Linked DNA regions of Homo sapiens: region 1 is linked to region 2. A link is an interaction called in ENCODE POLR2A ChIA-PET data of the cell type or tissue named here. Cell type or tissue: MCF 10A. All regions are shown on one strand. Links, peaks and the distances in the headings refer to the core of each region. The heading gives the core; the rest is flanking DNA.

Region 1 (10,961 bases), core at 1,107-9,106, 140 kb after region 2:
TCTCTGAGTGCAGAGATGACTTATTCTTGGCATGCACGTAAGAGTCTTTCCAGAGTCCCTTTTTCTTAATAGCTCCAAGTTGGAACTGATGGGGGATGTGTGGCGGGAGACAGGGGCTGCTCTTCTTTCTCCTTATTCTACCTGCATCATCTGAAGGGATTTTGCTTTTAAACATGAGAAGGCATATGTGCCCTCTCAGAGACATGTCAAGCCTCAGCTACAGTTTGGTTTGGATCCTTTCCCTCTTTTTACACTACAATTTGTCACCAGTAGAGAATGCAGACAGCTATGCCAAATGCGAATGTCGCTTGCATGCCCACATTTGGCAAATGTTTATCCAGATCTTTAGTTTGGGATTTAAATAATCCATCATCAAGCAGATGATTTCTAAGGTACTATTTAGCTCTGAAATTTTATGATTCTGTGGGATTTATTTGTACTTTTGTGAAAAGGTGCTTACAATATATCATTTTGTCTTCAATGACAAAATGTTGTAAGGTAGAATATCAAACTATACTGGAAGAAAGGAGAGTAGCTGATATTTGTGGGTAACCTGTTTAGATGTCTAAAGTTACATATTTAGGTTACATGTTTAGGTTCTTGATATAATTTTTCAAAGGACATGAATTAATATGCAGTACTCTTTTCCAAATGTTTCAAAGATATTTACATAAACATTTCTTACACTGTATAATTTTTCCTTCAGTAGGTAAATGCTATAAGGTAGAGTATTACAGATCCAGCCAAGGGATAGATTTTTGTTCATATTTGCGTGCAAGCTGATCAAGTATTGGAAATAATCTGCCAAATTACATTAGATGATGTCCAGAGTCTTTCCTTTAGCTGATCCACAGGCAGAAGTGAAGGCTAGTAAATGGCTTGAAACTGGGCACCAAACCAACACTACAGAAGTATCACTAGGGCCTCCTGGGGGGCTGGGCTATATTCATGCAATATTCTAGAAAAAGTGATAGATGGTTCCTACTTAAGGTCATTGGCAACTCTACCCTAGATTGCTATTTAATGAGATCCCATGCAATGGAAAAAAGTAACATATTGAATGTAAATATATTAATATAGAAAAATGTCCATAACAAATAAGCAAGGATATGAAACTATATAAAGTATTTATTAGATTTCTTCACAAATTTTATGTAGGATTATATGAAATATATGTGTATACATATATACATAAATGTAAAAGAAAGTTCTGAAAGATTATTTACCAAAATTTAAAACACAATCATCAATTTATGGAAAAACTATGAATATTATTAAATGTTTTTATTCATTTATCTTTGTCTTCTCTGTTTTTGTTAAATTTTCTTACAATGAACATGTATCATATATGATCATAGTTACATGATTCTCATATTTCTATAATCGGAAATAATTGTATTTTTAAAAATCCTACCATAGGCACTATGTAATTTCTAAAAGAGGAGTTTTGGAATAGGCTTTTTCTCCCTTTCACCTAGGTGTGTACTTGCTTTACACCATGAGAAACTGAGTTCACTCTTCCTTACATGTTGATGCCCTTGTGGCATGACAGGAACTTTTAAATGAATTGCTTCTGGAAGCATCATTTTTGAAGACGGGTAAATGGTTTTGTGCATGTATCAAAGCACACATCATGGGTCTGTCACGGCCTTGCGCAGAGATATTTGTAATTCTTCATTCAGAGATGAAGCAAGCATGCCCTGGCTACTGCTGATAGAGACAGAACAACACCTTCTGTTGTAAAAAATGCTAAATAAAAAATCCCATTCTGTTCTGGCTGATACCAAACAAGCGCATCTCTAATTCCTGCATACCTCAAGAGTCTGTCTGCTGCGGTTATGTCTCCCTGCCAACAAGGCTGTAATATTGCTTTAAATTTGACTGCAGCCTTTCTGACTTTCTCACCTAATGAGAAGAGGTTCTTAGGCCTTGGAGGGCAAAGATGGGACATGCAAAGTTGAGACTTTGCCAAAGTTATTTGCAGTGACAAGAAGAATGCCATATACCATGAAGAGAAAATCTCAGTCATTTGGTATCCTATGGGATCAAAATTTGCTTTCATAGCCTTCAATTCAAAAACAAAGCAAGAACAAATTAAGCCTCTCTCAATATGGGGAAAGTCAGAACACTGGATCGCTCAGTCTACTTTGTAGTACTGGTTGCTTAGTTTAAAGTGCTTTGTCTTTGTGAAGCTTCTTAAGAGGGCTACTAATGAGTACTTATGCATTTTTTAAAATATTGACATTTTTCTATTTTATTTGAAAGTAGTCACCTAAAAGTAGATTTTATTTCAATTACATAACAGCAAGGTATACGTTAGCCTGGAGCTTAGCCCTACATCTAATTTCAAGACTTATCAGCATCTTTAAAACTCTAGAGTGGCATGCCAGGAATTATAATGGGTACATCATGAAAAATCTAAGATCTTTCTTCTGAATTATGTATTTATGATCTCCCAAGGATGATCGGAGGTAATGTGATTTAGGAACTGCTTTTAGGCTCCAAACAGGAGCTGGGGTTGGCAAGCCACCTCAGTACAGACTGGGATGCGGTGGGAGAAAGCCCTTCCCTGTTCTGCATATCAGCTGGCACCCCAAGGGCTCCTCAAACTTCCCACCTAGGTGCCTCCTCTGTGTGCTTAGTGTATATTTTGTGGATCTCTGGACAGTACATATCACTATATCCTGCAAAGCATGGATTACCTGGGTTGTGGATTACCTGGAGCCCTAAACTTCCACTCAGCCAACATTCATCAAGTGCCTATTACATCCCTGGCATTGTTTTAGGTGCTGGGGTACAAAGCGGAGTAATCTGACCCTTCCTCCTACGGGTGACCTTCACTAAAGGTAGGGCCAGGAAGACAGAGGATTAGAAATCTCAGTGGAGCTCATCTTGCAGCTTGCTAATGAAGCTAAGAATAGCCTAAAGGAGAGGCGGAGTTTGAAACTACCCAGGGCAATGATTTTCAAATGATGATATCTGCTGCTGAATATTAACCATGCTGTGGGCTACCTCCATCGAACATCTCCTAAACAGTCACATCCAGTTTCGTATTTCTACACGATTGAGGTTTTGACATTTGAATGAAACATAAAAAAATTCCCATTAGATGTCTAAATGTTAAACACATTGACTGCATTAACAAATAAACACAATTTAAGACCTTAAAGGGGTTATGATTCCGGGAGAAAGCTTAGGGGTTAGTGATAAGGCTGGACAGGCCTGAACATGGCTGGCCGGGGGAAATTAGTTATTTGTCCCATCCTAGTCGTAAGACTAATTTATGGAGCTCCTGGATGCTTGGAAATGCTACTGCTCTATTATTGGAGCTTGGGTGCCTCGGTCTACCTATTGGATACTGGTTTAGAAAGCCAGAGGGAAAGACTGTGGATCCAATAGTAGAGATCTAATGACCTTCATCATAGCCATGCCAGACCCACGGTTGACTCATTAGCCTGTCTTAGGAGAATAAGCTATTGCAACTTACATGTTTACAGCTTATTTAAGTGGATGGTGGCCAGCGGAAGCTGATAAATCTCTAAGCTTTTGGGATTTTCTTCAGAAAAGGGCCAAAAAAATTAATATATTTTTGAGTGCATACCATGTGCCAGGAACTTCTGTAGGCTCATTCATAGATGCTATCTTATTAAAGTATCATAAGTATATTCAACAACTATGAACCAAGCTATAAATACAATGCATAATACAAGGCCTTAAGTGTTCTGAATTTTGTCACAAGATGACTGCTTCAGGAATCACAGGGAAAATTTTAAAGCTTCTAATTATAATAGCTAACATATTAAACACTTAACATGTGCAATGCATGTGCAGTGTAAATATCCTCACCAAATCTTATAAAGGTATTATTATTGTCCCAATTTTATAGGTAAAGAGACGGAGGTTTAGATTAAGTAATTTGGCTGTAGGTCACACAGCTAGTGAGTTACTATGTCTGTCTCCATATCTTGTGCATTAACCATCTCTATCTACATTTATAATATATTAGTTTGATATAAATGTAAAGGGATGATCACAATTAGGACAGTGTCTTATAAGAGATTTTTTTCACTGTTTGATTGAATAATTGTGTAACATCCTTACAGTTCTACACTCCCAAAAATTAAACAACCAAACTTATTATAGGTTTTCCCCATTTTGAAGGCTGGTATTGTTCCAAGATTCTAAACTATTTTCCTTGGCTCTGACGTGCAGGGCTCTCCTGACTTATTTTCATGACAATGTTCTACATCCTTACGCTGACAACTCTCTTGGTATTTCAGTAAACCAGTATTGCCACAAAATAGATGAGGTTGGTAGCTCCCAATTTGCCACAAAAGCAAGGCACTTGAAAGGTCTTGAAACAACAGCTCATTTGAACAAAGCTGTCTGCTGCAGGCAGGAAGCATGCCAAAGTAGTTTTTCCTGATTATTAATAGAAGCACTTGAGTTGAATTCCATATTTTAAACTTGCTGTCATTACATTTTAAATTTTCCCACAGACAGATATGAAGTCCTCAACTGGGTCAAACACATCTGACATTAGGCATGAGCTTCAGTGGTTTCTGAAGGCCTCGATAAAATTAGACTGGACAGATCATTCTGTAGCTCAGAGAGTGTGTGTCATAAAATAAACTAGGAAAGCAACACAAAGGAAAGAAGGAAAAGGAGCTATGGAAGTAAAGGGCAGAGAGTCAATTTACCATCATTGCACTACGGGGAAGAAGCCAGTCTGGGCTCCTAGGATGGGGGATTCACAGTCAGGAGTTCTCATGATTGTTCAGAGCCATGCAGGAAACTCCTAACCTCTTCTCCAAGAAGGTAGAAGCCAGTTGTGCAATACCAACCCTTCAGGGTAATAGGCTCCCTCCCACCAACCCCCAGAACTCAGCCAGAGGTTGAGGCTATTACAGCTGCTTGGCTCAGAAGACTAAAAGGAAGCAGCAACATAGCACCACGTTCCCATCCACAAGTGAAAACAAAGCAGAGTCTCAGCTCCCTAAGGCCTGTGTGCACAGCTCAACAAGCTGTGACCTGCCCAAAGCAATTATCTGCCTGTGCACCATGGGTGAGCAGAGCAGTCAAAACTGGCTCATTTCCATTGCCAGGCGGAGCCACTGGGTGGAAGGACCTCCCTAGATCCAAGTGAACTGGTTTCATCTACCGCTGCTCTACTAATTAGTGTTCAGGTTTAAGGAGAAACAAAATAAACACAACCTTTCACAAACAGGTAAATTAGAGGTGGCTATTTATGGAATCAAAGACTTATTCCAGACAACTCTCCCAATATATATAAGTGTTTGCCTGCAGCTTATTAATGAGTAGGTCAACCAGGAGCACAGAAAAGCAAAGTTAAAAAGTGAAGAGCTACTGCCAGATGACATGCTCACACAACTTGAGGTACCCCAAAGATCCACAGCACCCTTCCGTTCCTTGGCTCAGATAGAAATGCCTGTGCGGACAATGTTCAGCTGAGATCCCAACCAAGTCTTCATATGTGGTAATTTCCAATGTCAACAGAGTCTCTTAAGACTCAGCCATAGGCTCATTTCTTATTTATTTTTATATGCACATTTTAAAAGATGGGTACATTTTTAAAGACATGAGGTGAAGGGAAGATAAGAAACTAATTACATCCCACAAAATATGTGAATTACTTACTTCATTCTGAGAGGATTACAAATTATGAGGCAAGTAAGAAGTCTTCCTTTCTATCAACTGTTGCAAAACAGGGGTTCGTTGGCTGACAGTGTTTTAAAAAAAATGATGGAGTTGTCAACATGTAATATAGAGAGATGTGGAATGTAAATGTGATTTTTTTTTTGGGAAACAAATTAAGACTTCCTGCTGATACTGGGCCTACCTGCTTCCACACCTGCTGCTGGCAGTGCCTTTTTAGGAGAAGGGGCAGGTAGAATCCACTGTTCCTCCCCGTCCACATCCCCACCGCTCCCACACATGCTGCTTCTCTGAATTACTGACCTACCCAGACCCATGGCATCTTGTAATCTCTGTTTTGAATGTACTAGCTCTGAGAATTAATATTTGCTCTGAAAGGTTTGTTTTTCTGCATCAGATTCAATATTTACTCTTCAGATAATAGGGAAATTTAAGTGGTACATCTGCAATTTATACTGGTGGGAAGATCTCAGAAAGGATTATTCTTAAGGGCCCATACTAACCTGGACAGTTCTGTAAAATTAGGAATAGTAAACCTCACTCCCATCTCATAAGCATGCCACCATTACTACCACCACCACCATTAACACCATCTCCACCATCACAGTCGTCACTACCACCCTCATCTCCATCATCACCACTGCCACCACTATAGTCACAACTGTCATCTCCTCCACCACCACCACCACCATCACCATCACTGCCACTACCATCACCATCACAACCACCACACCACAATCACCACCATCACACCACCACCATCAAACCACCACCATCACCACCACCATCACACCACCACCACCACCATCACACCACCACCATCACTACCACCATCACACCACCACCATCACCACCACCATCACACCACCACCAACACCAACACCATCACACCACCACCATCACCACCACCATCACACCATCACAGCACCATCACCCACCACCATCACACCATCACACCACCACCACCACCACCACGATCACACCACCATCACACCACCACGATCACTACACCATCACACCACCATCACACCACCAACCACCATCACACACCACCATCACACCACCACCACCACATCACACCACCACATCACACCACCACCATCACCACCACCACCACCATCACACCACCACCATCACACCATCACACCACCACCAACACCACTATCACACCACCACCATCACCACCACCATCACACCACTATCACACCACCACCACCATCACACCACCATCACACCACCACCATCACCACCACCACCACTACCACCATCACCACCACCACCATCACCACCACCACCACCAACACCATCACCAACACCATCACACTACCATCATCACCACCACCATCACACCACCACCATCACCACCATCATCACACCACCACCATCACCACTCCTTGTTTAGCTAGACTTGGAATGTCAATGGCCATCCCTAACTAGCCTACTAAAACCTTTTGGGGGGATTATTTAAGAATGACATGAATTTTAAAAAATCTGCTTAGGAGGGGTTTGTTCCTGGGCAAGAAGCATTCTTGTGGGTAAAACACTGGGATTTCTGAGAAAGGTACGCTGGCAACACTCACTGAGAAGAATGGAGGAAGGAGGCACTCAGGAAGCTAGAAACTTGAAGGCAGGGAAGGAGTTAGGAACCCATGTATGCCACAAGAGGGCCTTCTGTGGAGAGTTTTAACTTGGAGGATAATTCTCCCTTGGAATATGGAGCATGAAGCACGGGAACCCTCAAATTTAGACAGAGGTTTTTCTACTGTATTGTAGTTGCTGCAGTCCCTAATAAAGTCTGATGCATTTGTGTAGCCTTGTGAGGTGGTGGTGTGAGGAGGGGCAGGGACAGGCCAGTTGATGAAATCTGGCTGCTTACTGGTCTGCTAGGGCTGCATAACCGAGGAACATAGACTAAAGTGCCTGAAATGACAGAAATTTGTTTTTTCACAGTTCTGGAGGCTAGGAATCTGAGAAGGTAATGACAGGGCTTGGTTTCTTACAACACCTCTCTCCTTGGCTTGTACAGACAGCTGTCTTTTCCCTCTCTCTTCAAATGGCCTTCCCTCTGTACATATCTGTGTCCAAATTTCCTCTTCTTATAAGGACATTAGTCAGCCATATTGGATTAGGGCTCTTCCCAGTGACCTCATTTTCATTTAATGACCTCTTTAAAGACTCTTCTTTCCAAATCCAGTCACATTCTGAGTTACTGGAGGTTAGGATTTTAACACATGGATTTTGGTGGTGGGAGGTGGTGCACAATTCAGCCCATAATACGTGCTTTGCAGTTACTCCTCTGCTGAGTCCAAGCTGGTACCCACCATGTGGACACAGCATCCTCTCAGATGGGCTTGGTCTTGGAGCTCAGGGCACAGCCCAGCAGCAGAGTGAGCCTTGTCCAGAGCTGGGTGGATGGGGCAGGCCAGAGTATCGGGCTCTGAGGATTAGCTGAGGGGGTGGTGGATGGACAACCAGAGTATGAGAGAAAACCTGCTCTTCAGATGCATAGAGACTGATCCTTGAGGCTGGGTTAACTTGACACCTGGGTCAATCCATTATTACAAAATGAGAGCGAGAAAAGATGATTCAATTTGCCACATTTCAATAAGCTGATGGATATTGGTAGCCATATTTGTTCCATAAAGAGAGAAAGACCTATCCTGGGTACTGCCATGAAGTAGTTGTATGACCTTGGATCACTCTCCTCTTTTCTAGGTCTCAGTTTCTGTATCTATATAACGTGAGAGCACAGTTAGGAATATACGAATTAATAACAGTTTCTTGATGCCAAGACAGCAGCTAATGAAAGTAGCTCCCTACTTGATCTGCAGTTTAGTACTCTAGGAGACCTTACTGTGAAAGTCAAAGGAAAAAATGTCCAGTGGGAAAACCACACTAATTCTAAGAAGAAAACCTTAGTACTTGGCCCAATGCCAGGCCTTGAACAGTCATTCGATAAAGCTTTTATGAAAGGAAGTAAAAACAGAAAGAGTGCATATCTATTAACTATCGAGGTTGATACAATAAGAATAAGAATGTGAACAAATGAGAGAATGGAAGGAATGAGTGGAAAGAGGTCAGCAGCTGTGTCACAGGGCATTAATTGTGTGTGGTGCCTCCTGGGAGCTCTGGAGCACAGAAGGTGTCATCAACTCTCCTTCTGACGCTGATGCCTGCTCCATGCTGCTATTTTTATGCACAGACATGCCATTTTTTGAGGGCCCATGGATACTTCCTGTAGAGTTCTCTGAAGGTGGCAGAAAGAGATGCCTAAGAAGAGAAACTTCCATTTTTCTTGAAGTTAAATTATGAAACTGTGGACTGTTTAATGGGTTGAAATGAGCCTGCAGTTCTTCTCTACCAGAAATTATCATCATTTTAAAAGCAGATGCTTAGCAGATGCTTTACCAAAGGAAGAAGCTGTTAAGGGTGTGCTCTCAGCAAAGAAATCAATTTGCATCCTAAGGCAAGAGAAAATGTTATAAAAACTTAATAAAGAACAATATTTTTTTCCCTCAGAAAATAAAACTATAAAAAGGGATGAGAACTTCAGACAGGAAGAAAAATTATTCACATGAGTTGTATGTTACAGAGGACAATGGATGAGTTTGTTAAAAAAGACAGATACTAAATAATATACATTCCTATGGATCTAGTCTATTCCTCTGTAATCTGTTATTCATACTGACTTCACTATTACATTTAACCACATTCTCTGGGCTGTTCCAAATTCTATGCATACATATGACATAATTGCTCATCCACTGTCTTTACACTGGTTACTGGGCCTTGTCATCTTCTTTTTAATTTTTTTTTGATTTGCAAATAAAAAACACTCTCTGTGTTCTCTTTGGGAGACTTTTATCAGAACCATCCAGCCCTGAACACAGAAGCATTTCAAGATCAAAAGGGAGGCAAATAATACTCTTCAGCAAGCAAGATAAAGATTCACACATAATTAAGCCAGGACTATAGGATTATTTAAGTAGATGTATCTTTCAAGAATAATCGAAGTGCTATAAGCTTTTCAAACTGCTGGAGCCAGTCCAGGAAAAGAAAGGGAACTGGCAGTGTGTTTGTGGAGGACAAGGGGAGGAGGAAGTAGATGGAAAAGAGGGAAAGGGCAAGCAATAGGTTACCAGCATCTCTGTGTGCCAGGCCTTCCATGCAGTTTATCTGTGAGGCAAGTTTATTAACCCCATTTTCCAGATGAAGAAAAGGAGGATCAAAGTTAATTTAACGTGGCAACGCTCATGCAGACGAAAAGAAGCCGAGCATGCCTTCTTCCTGTCTCTACATCCATGCTCTGTCTTGCATGTTAATTCTCTCCCCTTCAAGGTCTCATTGAGGAGTGAAATAACGTCTCTTAATGTAAGCATTCATTCACACACTTATTAAGCGTCCCTTGTTTCCTGAGTGCCAAACAGATGCTTGTATACAGAGATGACTAAGACATTCCATGCTGACCATGGCTACCATTCATGGAACATGTACTGTCTAACAGACAGCGTCCTGAGCATGCTTCACCTGTCATTTAATCTACTCTTTATACCAACCCTATGGTAGGAATTGTTATCCCCACTTCACAGATGAGAGAAAGGGGATCCAGAGAGGTTCAATAGCCCATCTAAGCTCTGTGAACAGTACCAAAATACAATCACAGGCACACCTGAATTTAACATCTGAGCTTTCCCACACTACCTTAATTCACTGTCTTGATAAATCAAGTTGCATGCCCACAGGGAGCTTAAACATCTCATAGGTAAAAAACAAGGAAAGAAAACCAAAAACACCCACCCAAAACAACAAAAAAACACAATCCATACAAGTGATTATATAATAAGACAGAGTTAGTGCATTTATTTCCTGTTTCACAGCTGCCTTCTCTGATAATGAAGTAATCAGAGCTAAAGTCACAACCAAAAAACTAAAACGTTAATTCACTGTTTCATTTACGTGTCCATTATCAACTCTTGGCATCTGTATGCTGGAATTAGTCTTCTATCTCCACTATAATCATAACTGGGTATCAAGGAAGGTATACGACTTTGAACAAATGAGCTAAAAATTCTACATTTTTGCATTTTATGGTAGGAAGAGAAGATCAGGCCAATATTTTCACATAACAGACTTCCAAACCAGGCAAGAGTTAACACTTAGAATTCACTGAAGAAGTATAAGCTGTACTTGTGAATTTGCCTACAGTTCTTTGCTGCTTTTGTTGCTTTAGCAAGTCTTTGGATTCTGATAATGACAACCCTCCTTTTATAGTAACAGATTTTAGG
Region 2 (10,961 bases), core at 1,532-9,531:
AGCGATAGCCTGTCTGGAATGGCCACTGTGAAGATGCCAGCTGCAGCAGGGAAGGCGTGGCTGGGGTTGCATGCTCCACGGGGCTGGTGGGAGCCCCACCCCCCTACTGAGTTGGCAAGTGTGAACCCTGCACTCCTGGGCACAGCCACAGCTGCCCAGCCACAGCTCTGGACCTGGGCATCCCTGCACTCTTGGATGCCCAGGAAGCCCCACCCCTTTCCCCTGCAAGCTCAGAAGTGCCTGCTCCTGCTCCTTGACCTCTCCCTGCTCCCAGCACCCACTCCAATTTTGAAGCGAAGTTGTGGCCAAACCTGGGTTCTGTCGCAACCTGGATGGATATGCATGCATTCAGGGTGGTGCTAACACATCAGTCCCGCTGCCACCTTGGGCCCATCTCAACTTTGTGCATAGATGAGCACGGGAGGGAAGCTGCGGGGGTGCTGAGGGTGGCTCAGCACAAGCCTGCAGGCGCCCTTCAGAAAATGAACAGCCTGGATACGGTGGATGACATGTTGATGGTGGCAGGAGGCAGATGGGCTCCTGGACAGAAAAGGGCAGGTCCCCAGTGATGCCCCACCTTCAAGCCAGGGACTATCTGAAGCCTGGGGGCTGGGCTGTCAGTTCCAGGTATTCCACAGACTGGAGTGAGAACTTATGGTGCTTTTTCTGGGTCTGCCATGGCCAGCCATGGACCAATCAGCATGCATGTCCTCTCTTCTGAGCCCATAAAAACCCTGGATCCTGCCAGACTCAAACAGATATCCAGACTAGCAGCTGCAGAGAGGAGCTACCCACTGTGGGTCTCCTTTCTGCTGAGAGCTGGATACTCCTTGGGACAACCTGCCTGCAGTAAGGGGCTACCCACCGCGGGGCTCCTGAGAGCTGTTCTGTCACTCAGTGAAGCTCCTCTCCACCTTGCTCACCTTCCACTTGTCTGTGTGATTCATTCTTCCTGGACACAGGACAAAAACTCAGGACCTGACGAATGGTGGGACTGAAAGAGCTGTAACACAAACAGGGCTGAAAAACACCTCCCCTGCTCTCCACATTGCGGGCGACAAGAAGGAGAGAAAAGCCCAGACCTAGGGGATCCCCAAGTCAGGGCTGTGACACTCTCTTTGAGGTTCTGTGGTTCCTGGTATCTCCAAGCTTCTGGGCACCACTGCATTCTGCATGTCCGGATGCAAGTGCCTGCAGCAGAAGCCATGTGTGGTACATCTGGTCCAGCTGCAGCCTCACACAGAGCTGGTACCTGAGCTGGCGCCTGGAGCTGCCTGCCCTGCCATAGCAGTGGGCGTGCCTTGCTGTGCACAGTGGCCGAACCCCATGCTTGCTCATGTGCCAGCATGCCTGGCTGTGCGCAGTGGCCCACACACCCCTCACTACTCCACGCCTGGCTCGCCCTTGGCAGGTGTGGGATCTGGGCCAGTAGTGTGAGTCAAGTGCAGTCTGCTGGGCTGAGTGGGCAGAATAAGCCCAGTGGGTGTGAGAAATACTCAGGCAAAAGGTGTCACCAGCCATAGAGGTTTTCAGCTGGAGAAGCAACACCCCAAGGATCCTGTGACAACAGGGTTCCTCACTTTCTTACCCATATCTCCTGTTTTAGATTAAAGCACAGAGGTAATTAGACCAGCAACTGGAGCTCAGCCTCATAGCTCTTTTTCTTATTTCCTTCTGTCATAACCCATAGCATGACATGTAATTAAATCATGGTCATTAATTAATGGATTATGTTAGATCCAGTCCCCACTGTGAAAACTGTAGTTTGAGGATGTGTAAAAAAATACTCAAATATAAATATTATAAGTACATTCTAAGATGAATAATATCAATATAAATATTAGATATATAATCATGAGTATTTACATTCATTCCAGCAGCAATGACTTTTCTAGGTTCCTTTTCTTTCTTTCTGTTTTTAATAGGTTCTTTAGGATTAAGGGGATAGTTTTTGGCAAGGATAGTTTTTGTACCTCTTGATGTTTTAAAAATCCTCTGGGGACTCCTCCCTGAGTTCCAGCCTGGAAATGCTCAGCCATAAACATTTGGGCTCTGGCTGCTGTTGTCTGTTTGCTTTGCTCATGGGCCCACTCTCTTGTGGCTCAAGGAAGTATGAAGGCAGATTAGAATCTGCAGGCCAGTGTAAATGTAACATCCTCCTTAGCAGGGGACAGATGTGATCATGTGTGCAAACTGCAGTGTATGCCTAGAAAAACTTTTAGTTTTTGAAAAACAGATTCCTCAAAAGGAAATAACACCCATATGCCACATTGCAGTTCTTTCCTCTCTATGAACTATTGTAAAAAATTAAGTCCTTTATGAAATATATATTGTTAGAGAGACTTAACCTTTGTATGCCAACCCTGAACAATGTTATGTGTCCCCTTGGTCTCAGATATACCCATGTCTGGGTCCAGGAAACACTTTTCTGGGGATAGCAACCCTCTTTCCAGCCAAAGCCCTACAATCTTTATCTAAATAGAAGCTAGTAAGCTTTAAATGGATGCTGAAGGGTTAACTCGCTTTTAGAAATCACATGTTTCTGTCATCTCCTTTTCAGGAAGTGTATACACCTGTTATTGTTAAGAGCCTTAAAGACCCCCTCTCTGGTGGCAAACACTGCTCCATTGGCTTCAGAGTACCAGTTAAGAGAAGGCAGTATCAACTCCTGCTGGCTTCTGGGAGAAAGTTTATCTTATTAGCTATCATGAAGTAATGCAGATTTAATTAACTTGTGCTGTGTTTGGTGACAGCTTGGGGGATGTGGGCTCATAGGCTGACATGCTCTGCATCTTCGACATCCATCAATTTGGTACCACAGTAAGCATGAAGGGGGAAGGGTCCCACTTCATCAAACCAACTGACGCCATTTATGGTATGTCAGGGCAGGATCAGATGTGTTTAGCTCCTGTCACAAAAATGGCAGAGTAAGCTCTGTTCCCCATTCCCAGTTTCTCTTGGGAAGGTGGGGTAGTAAGATAAGTAAACAATACTGCATTGACATAGACGCAGACCTGGATTTTGGCCCTGGCTAATTTTTTTAATTTAGTCACTGTGTGGCCTTGAACTACTCACTTGTCTTTTCTAGGTCTCGATTTCCTTTTCTGAAAAATTAAGATAATGATTCTTTATAGTGCTGTGAGAATGAAATGGGCTAGTGTATGTGAAAGCAACTTGTAAAGAAAAACATTTATTATAAAAACAAATTACTACAGGGTCTCAAAACCAGAAACACTAATTTGACCCAGCAACATGGCAGAGACCTGAACTCAGGTGTAACTTTTCCCTTGTTGTCCTTTTTTGATCAGATTCATGATTTGTAAGTCCGCAGTAGGTGATACGAAATATGAAATTCTGTGTGCACTGTAGGCACAGAATAAAGCCTGGGGCTTGTTACTCATCCGCGTCACAGGAACATGCACCTGTGTTGACCCCATCACCACCTTCTCCATCTCAGGTGCAGGTGTTTTTTCATGCACCTTGTCCACCAGGAGAAACACGCACACCATGTGACCATTCCCTGAAAGGTTTTCCACCTCCTGATTTTTTGCTCAGGTGGAAATTTAGGTCACTTTCTGTAGAGGTGACAACAGGCAATTCACTTCAGCAGAAGCATCAAAGCTTTGGAACATGCAGGGAGGAGAAGGGTGATCCTCTGGAAGTTTTATAAGGTTTCGCTACCATATTTATGACTCTCCTCTCCTATCTCCCCAGCATTCCCGCAGCCCCCTGGATTAAGTCTCTGCTTTTAGCCAATATTTCAGTATCTAGCTGTGATTATTATGCTGCCACTTTAAGCTGATTCAACCTCTTGATTTATGTTGCTGCCTCATACATTGAATAATCCAATAACTAATGGTAAACATCCCATGCCCTGAATTCACGTGCTTTACCCACATGCCATGTCCTGGCAAATGCCACATAAGTCAATAAGCTCCCTTCTTAATTCATGGCCTGTGAGAAGTTTTAAAAAACGGAAGTCTCAACTTTGAAGTCATTTCTTATGGTTCTCTCGGAAGCAGAGAATCCTCCAGATGGTGTTTGCTTGACTCAGCCATATTTTCTGTATGATTTCACTAAAGGCCAAGTGCAATTTCATTCAAGACCTCCTCTCTGGGGCAGCTGTGTATGGGTGGACTATAGAAAGGAATACACATACACTGAGAAGCTGGTATCACCACCAGGATGGGGACCTCCACACCTCTCCTGGCAATGTGGGACTCATGCGTACTGGAGATGAGGGATCTGCCGAGGTGTATTTCTTATGAATGAAAAATAGAAACTTCCCAGTTTGTAGGGAGTTAACCTGTTAAGATTAATAGACAACACTGAGGGTTACTCAAAGCCACTGGGATTGGCTCTCTCCTTAGAAAATTAGCATTAGCAAACCCCGGCCAAAGTGCAAACCCAATTTCAGATTCTTCTCTGCTATATAAAAACACATCACGAACATGTTTTAAGTGTCTGACTACCTCACAGAAGCTGTCATCATTTTATTTTACAGTGCTTATTAGAAGTGCAGTGGCCACCTGTCAGCAGGCCTGCTTTACCTATCCTACCTTATCCCTCCGAAGGACTGTCCTGACTTCTTACCACCCACCCCACTGAGCTCTCTGTCATTTGCCCAATGCATGATGCTGTTTCATGCTCCATGGGAATGGGGATCACATCAGCCTCTTTCACCACTGTATCTCCAGCACCCCACCCAGGGCCTGGTGCAAAACAGTATTCAATTAACTGCTGAGAGAATAAGTAAACAAAAGGATGCTTAAAATGCATCCTCTACCTGGTAAAGACCTATTGTGACATGCTTCATTGCTTCCAATGTCTTTCTTGTACTCCTCCAAGTAGAGCTGATAACTCCCTCCTTTATGCTTCCTCCGTGCCCCAATAACACCATCTATAACTTTTTACAGCACATATTTGTTTACAGTCAAGGAGCAAAGGAACTTCTTGTGTTTGGCTAGGAAGAGGATTCAAAGGGTCATAACAATTATCCTTAGTTATCCAGAGGGCAGCTTGTAGAAGCAGGGTTAGCCAGGTTGGGTCTGCGTGGCTCTGAGGGATACAGCTAGATGATGTGACAAGGAGAGAGGTCCTGGTGTGCTATAAGGCAGAAGATCATCTCAGTGCTGCCTTGTGAGCTCCCAGTACTGGTGCTCAAACTTTGGCTGAATTACTATGCCAGGAATATAGAAAATAGGATGTCTGCTGTGGGTGGGAGTTTGGATTAGGAAACTTCTGAGTTTCTTTCAAATCTGTGCAGAAGTGGTAAGCTGCTGTGGTTAAAAAATGCTTTGAATAAGAGAGTCAAGGATGAATCCTGGCTCTGTCATTGACTAGCTCTGTAGCTCTGTGATTCTGAGTGAGTCAATTGACCTTTCCAAGTTTTGGTTTCCTTAATTTTTGAAAAAAGTTAATGAGACCTACTCTTTAGGATTATAGTAAGAGTTAAATGCAATTACATGTATGTGAAAAACAGCATGCGAACTGGTCATGGCTTGATAAACATTATCTGTTCTCTCTGTCCGTACCTCGATCCGTGCACTGAATTGCACACCAGTTCTTAACTCCATGCCTTGGCTCTCATGCCCTTTGGTTTGGAATCCCCTATCCTGGTCACCTAGATAATTCCAGGCATCCTTTCAGACCTTGCTCAGGCAGCACCACCTCCAGTGATTCCTCTTTATACACTGAGCAAACCCTATGACAGTGCCATCCCCCACTGGTTGAGGGCATGGCTGGTGTCTGACTCATTTCTGTACATCGCAGGGCTTCGCCCATGGCAAACACTCCATCCATTTCATTTGGAGCACTAGGTTCCATTCTATATTACATTTCTTAATAAAGACTTGACAAATCAGGCATCCACTTCTTCCACCACACCCATAAACACACTGGTTGTAAACTCTGATGGTCTCACTGGCAGTCCATCCAACTGGACAAGTGTGTCCTTTTTGATATATTTATGTATTAGATTTTTGAATGCAATTTTTCAAAAATGGACAATCAACAAGGCCCCATAGGCTGCCGTGACACCCCTTTCTCTTGCACATCTCCTATACGGGCTCGAGGACATCTATCATCCTCAATTAATTTAAGTTGGTGTCAGTCTTTCTTACTGAAGTGATAATGTTCATTGCACCTCTGAAGTTCACCAGGAACCACCTCACAACATCAGACCTTTGTATCTCTTGAAGTTTGTTCAGACACGATGCTTGTTTGTAGCTGGAGTCTAATAAGCTTATTTGGCACCAAAATTCAAGTCTGCTTTCATTTTGTTAAAACAACTCAGCATTTTGGTTCAAGATGCTAATGATGATAATTGGACCAAAAACTCTCTGTATGAGAAAAAGATGAGCTGGAAGTTGGGAGGAGGATAGAATATTGAGGCCAAATTTGTCTATACATTACTACACAGCCCAGAGTGGACAGTTACCTCTATTTATCATGCTAATTATTCCACCAAGTGGTGGGAAACTCCATCTAATGAATCTGCCGACCTCCTAGAGTAAACAGAAGAGCAGCCAATACTAATTGCATGTGAGTGTGTGCACCTGTGGGTGCACGTCTGTGTGTGTGTGTGTGTGTGTGTTTGGGGGGAGGGGCATTTATTGAATTCAATTATTTTTCCTTTCCAATAAACAAGAAAATGCCTAAAAATGCCTAACGCTTACCTTAACAATTCATGGTTGTATTTTTATTTGAAAGATAATTCTAGAAGTGAGAAAGCTATTGCTATTAAAACAAAGAGCCTGCTCCTGCCCCTGGAGGAAACGCTTTCCTCTTTATCTTGCTGTGTGATTTCTCAAAGTTTGGTTTCCTGACCAGTAACATTAGAGTCATCCAGGCTACATGTGTAGAATCCTAGGCTCCACCCCAACTGTCCATATCTAAGTGTGGGGCTCAGCAATGGGCATTTAGTAAGCCCCATGCACACAGGAGTCTGAGAGAACTTCTGCCTTACTGGGATTGTATTGTGAGGCTGGCGATCATTCTGCTAGGAAAATCACATTACGGTCATGAATTGCTTAATAATGGGGATATATTCTGTGAAATGCATCGTTGGGCTATTTCGTCATTGTGCAAACATCATAGAGTGCGCTTACACAAACCTAGATAGCACAGCCTACTATGCACCCAGGCTATATGGTACAGCCTATGGCTCCTAGGCTACAGGCTTGTACAGCATGCTACTGTACTGAACACTGTAAGCAATTGTAACACAATGGTAAGTATTTTTATATCTAAACAAATCTAAACATAGAAAAGGCATAATAAAAATATGGTATTATAATCGTATGGGACTACCACTGTATACATGGTCCCTTGTTGATGAAACGTTGTTATGCCATGCATGACTATATTTGAGGATTCTTATACAGTACATAGCACTGAGGTTATGATTCACATTTAAAAAGGAAGAGTCCCTGTTCTTAAGATGCAGATAATAAAGTAGGGGCCCAAGAGGGCCCTTTCTTGAATCAGTATGCTACTCTCATCAGCTGTATGGCCCTGGGCAAGGCACAAAGCTACCACATCTATAAAACAAAGATTATCATGTATCACCTGCTGAAGATAGGGCTGGGCTAGATGACCTTTGGAGCTCCTTTACCACTAAAATCTAGAATTTCATTTTATAGCTTAATTATAAGAGTGACTTGAAGGTGAGAAAAGGCTGAGAGCTTGGCCTGACTCTGCACAAAGCTCTTCTTGAGCAAATGCTGGCTTTTCAAACCCAGAAGGCCTCCTCTTGGGATGGCTGGGGCCTGACTCACAAAACCTTCTGGCATTCTAAATTTACTGGGAGTAGAAAGGTTTATGGAGACTAGAGAACAGGGCCAAAACATCACTTTGAAACATATTGCATTTAAGACATTAGTGTCTTATGTAAAATCAAGAGCAACCCCTCTATCTCCATCAAAACCACTCCTCTAAATCCTTCTTTTAAAGAATTATTCAGTCTGCTCCCTGCTCCCACCCCAGTCTCTTCTTGATGAAGTCATCCCTGAAGACCTAGCACATTGGTGGTCTCTGTGTACAGATACTGCAGACAGCTTTCCTTTGACCATAGAAGGGATTCTGTCCCTTCCATGCCCTAGCATTTACTGTAGCACTGTTACAGCAAGTAGGTGCTTGCAAGCTGACTTTACAATTGTCAGCTCCTAAGGGCAGTAACTGTATCTTTTTTGCTTTGAATCTTTAGTGCCTAGGACATTGCTGCCTTCACAGATTTTTTTCAGAAATAAATGAGTTCTCAGAGTACAAGGATTAATTAGCTGGTATAGTTTCGTCTTCAGGGTCTACCCTGTCCTGTCCTGAACCCGTTTTGAACCCTGGTGTGAATCACCGCATACAGACCCTAGCAGAGCTTTGGTGTATCAGTTTGTCAACAAAGGAAATCTAGATAAGGCCCAGACAGCTGGCATTCATAAATTCTGCATGTTGGTGACATCTGCCAGAAATGCATTTCACCTAGCATGCATGCTTTGAGTTACTTTGCAGCTAATTTACATATTAAACAAGTCTGGACATCCCTGCTTCTACCTGATGCAATCACAAACAGAATTCACTGGATACCACAGAGAGCAGCTGGCACACTGATGGGCTGCTTGGAGCCTGTCAAAGTGTCTCTCAGAGGGAGTTATGACCCCTAGGGCCTCCCTGTGATGAGCTCATTCTCCAAACTGCAACCAAGAACTTTCTGCAAGGGAAGAGGCCGGGGCCCTGCCTGTCCCCAATTACCTAAAGGATGTTTTACAAATGGCCTCCCTCTGGCCATGGTCCCTTTGGACCAAATTCACACTGGCTAGAAAAACTCTGGCTGCAATTTTCTTAGAAGGGGGCAGTGAATTTATGGCTCCACATGTCAGACGGAGGAAAAGAGAGAGAGGGCAATGCTTCTCATCGATCACTACGGGCATGTGACTCTGTGCAGCTATGGCTTTGACTAGTAAAGGTCAAAGTTCAGTGACTCCAGTTACATCAACAAACATGAACCATTCCTTCCCTGCCACTCTGAGGGCTGAATCCATCCCTTGACTGTGCTCCTGGACATCTGGCCTCTGTTTCTCACTGAAGCAAATCGAACTGCCCTTACCCTTGGCAACAGCTTCCTAACTTGTTTCCCTGCCTCTGGCCTGGCCTCCTCTAATCCATTCCCCTCTGCAATCAGCACACCCTCTGTGAAAGACAGATCTGATCCTGCCATTTCTTCGCTTCTCATCAGCCAATGGCTCTCACTGCCTTGGGATAATTTCTAAACTCTTCATCTTGGCTAATGGCCCTTGTGTGATGACTGGGCCTGCTCTCAAGCCTTATTTCACATCCCAGCCCTGCTTATTGCAGCCAGAGGAAAGCTCTTTCCATCCCCAGTGTAGGTTCCTCTTATGCCCCTAAGCCTTCCTCATGCAAGCTGCCCCTTGCCTAGAAGGCTCTCCCTCCCCTACCCTGATTCCTACTTGACCCTTATCTCTACCTAGAGGATACTCCCTTTGGGGAAATCCCTATCGGCTGGGTCCTCCACAGGACTTTGTATGTTTCTTGACAATATGTATAAAATAGGCTCGCCTGTTTGTCTGTCTGTGCTGCTCACTTAGGCACAGCTACATGGGACTGTACCTCCTGCAGCCCCAGCATCTATCATGGCTTTTGGGCACACAGTAATTGATCATTTAATATTTAGTTGAACGAATGATTGAATGCAGGCATGCTGGAATGGTAACTCATTCTACTCCTACAATCTCAGGAGTTGAGAGGGAACACTCAAAACTGCACTCACCATTGCAGGTGCAACGCACGTTCCTGTAGAAACGCGGACACACAAAGCTGATGCGAGCCGTGCTGTAGGTCATGAGCGCGTGGGAATCGAGTGACAAGCCTTGCTCACAATGCTGTTCCTGACAGTCCAGCCCTGAGCAGTTCTTCTCCAAGATGGCTGAGATGCGCATGATATTCTCCAGGTGTCTTCTAGCATTGGACAGCTTCTGGATCAGGTAGGCTGGCTTGTAGAACTCGCTGCTGTGCATCTCCACCGCAAACAGCATGTCCAGTTGGTTGGTGCCTGCCACGGGCTGGATGCTGATGATGCGCAGGCTGTCCTGCTTCTGGGTGAGGACTGCATTCCGCAGGGTGCGCCGGAACCCATGCATGTGCAGCCCCACGAAGTCCTCAGGGGACACATTTTCAAAGCGGATGGTGACAGTGTTCTGCAGCATCTCATGCACCAACTGCTCCACATGCACGACCACATCAATGGGTACCTGGAAGCGACCATCACTCACAGACACATTCAGGACATACTTGCCGCTGTCCAGGCCTCCCAGGGCGATGATTTTCCCATCGTGACTGTTCACTTTAAATAAGCTTTTCTGCTCCGATTTCAGGGCAAATGTGAGCACATCATACATGTCTTGATCTGTGGCATGAATCTTCCCAATGACCCCACCAGGAAAGTCATCCTCCATGGTGACAATGAAAATTTCCAGGGGAATGGCTGTGGGCTTGTGGGTGCTTTCCTCAATGACTCGCACGCGGATGTAAGTGTGAGAAACTTGCTGGGGTTTGCCTGAATCCTTTGCCTAAAACAACCAAGAGGTGAAAAGGCAACAAAGGAAGAAAACTAATCATAGTAAGTTTTTAAAAACCCGCAGATAGAAGACGTCTGTACCTTTACGTTTGCTTCTTCCTTCATTCCTTGCCACTATTCTGAAAAATGCTGAGGATGTGCGTTTAAGTAAGAGGAGTGATTTATCACCTTCTATCCCCATATGTACACTCTGTTATGGACAATAAAATGTATCAACACAATAAAGCCGGCTGGGGTGAAGAGAGAAGGAGGACAGAGGGCTACAAGACTCAACATGCCCACAACAGGCTGAGCTTGTTTTAATTGTATGCAGCAACCACAGGGGAAACCTCATAAAGTGGTCTTTCCACTTGGAGGAGAAATTTCTGTTTTC

What was found. Peaks named below come from ENCODE experiments on the same cell type or tissue, not always from the same donor. Only the 100,000 strongest peaks of a DNase experiment are listed, where the experiment ranks them.
Region 1: POLR2A ChIA-PET joins it to region 2 with 5 read pairs; 2 of 35 experiments call an interaction of 5 or more read pairs at or near these places.

The regions. Positions count from the first base shown.
Region 1 is chr11:92,701,395-92,712,355 of GRCh38, reverse strand. The region is part of intron 4 of FAT3 (FAT atypical cadherin 3); the gene reads right to left. Among named protein-coding and RNA genes, the nearest start is that of LINC02746, 210 kb to the left of the region's middle. In MCF 10A, for the core only: no CTCF peak of the experiment used is centred there; a DNase peak (open chromatin) is centred at 4,965.
Region 2 is chr11:92,843,553-92,854,513 of GRCh38, reverse strand. It overlaps FAT3 (FAT atypical cadherin 3), which reads right to left. Exons shown (of 28, transcript NM_001367949.2): 19 at 9,782-10,580. Among named protein-coding and RNA genes, the nearest start is that of LINC02746, 67 kb to the left of the region's middle. RefSeq lists an enhancer at 210-710. In MCF 10A, for the core only: no CTCF peak of the experiment used is centred there; no DNase peak of the experiment used is centred there.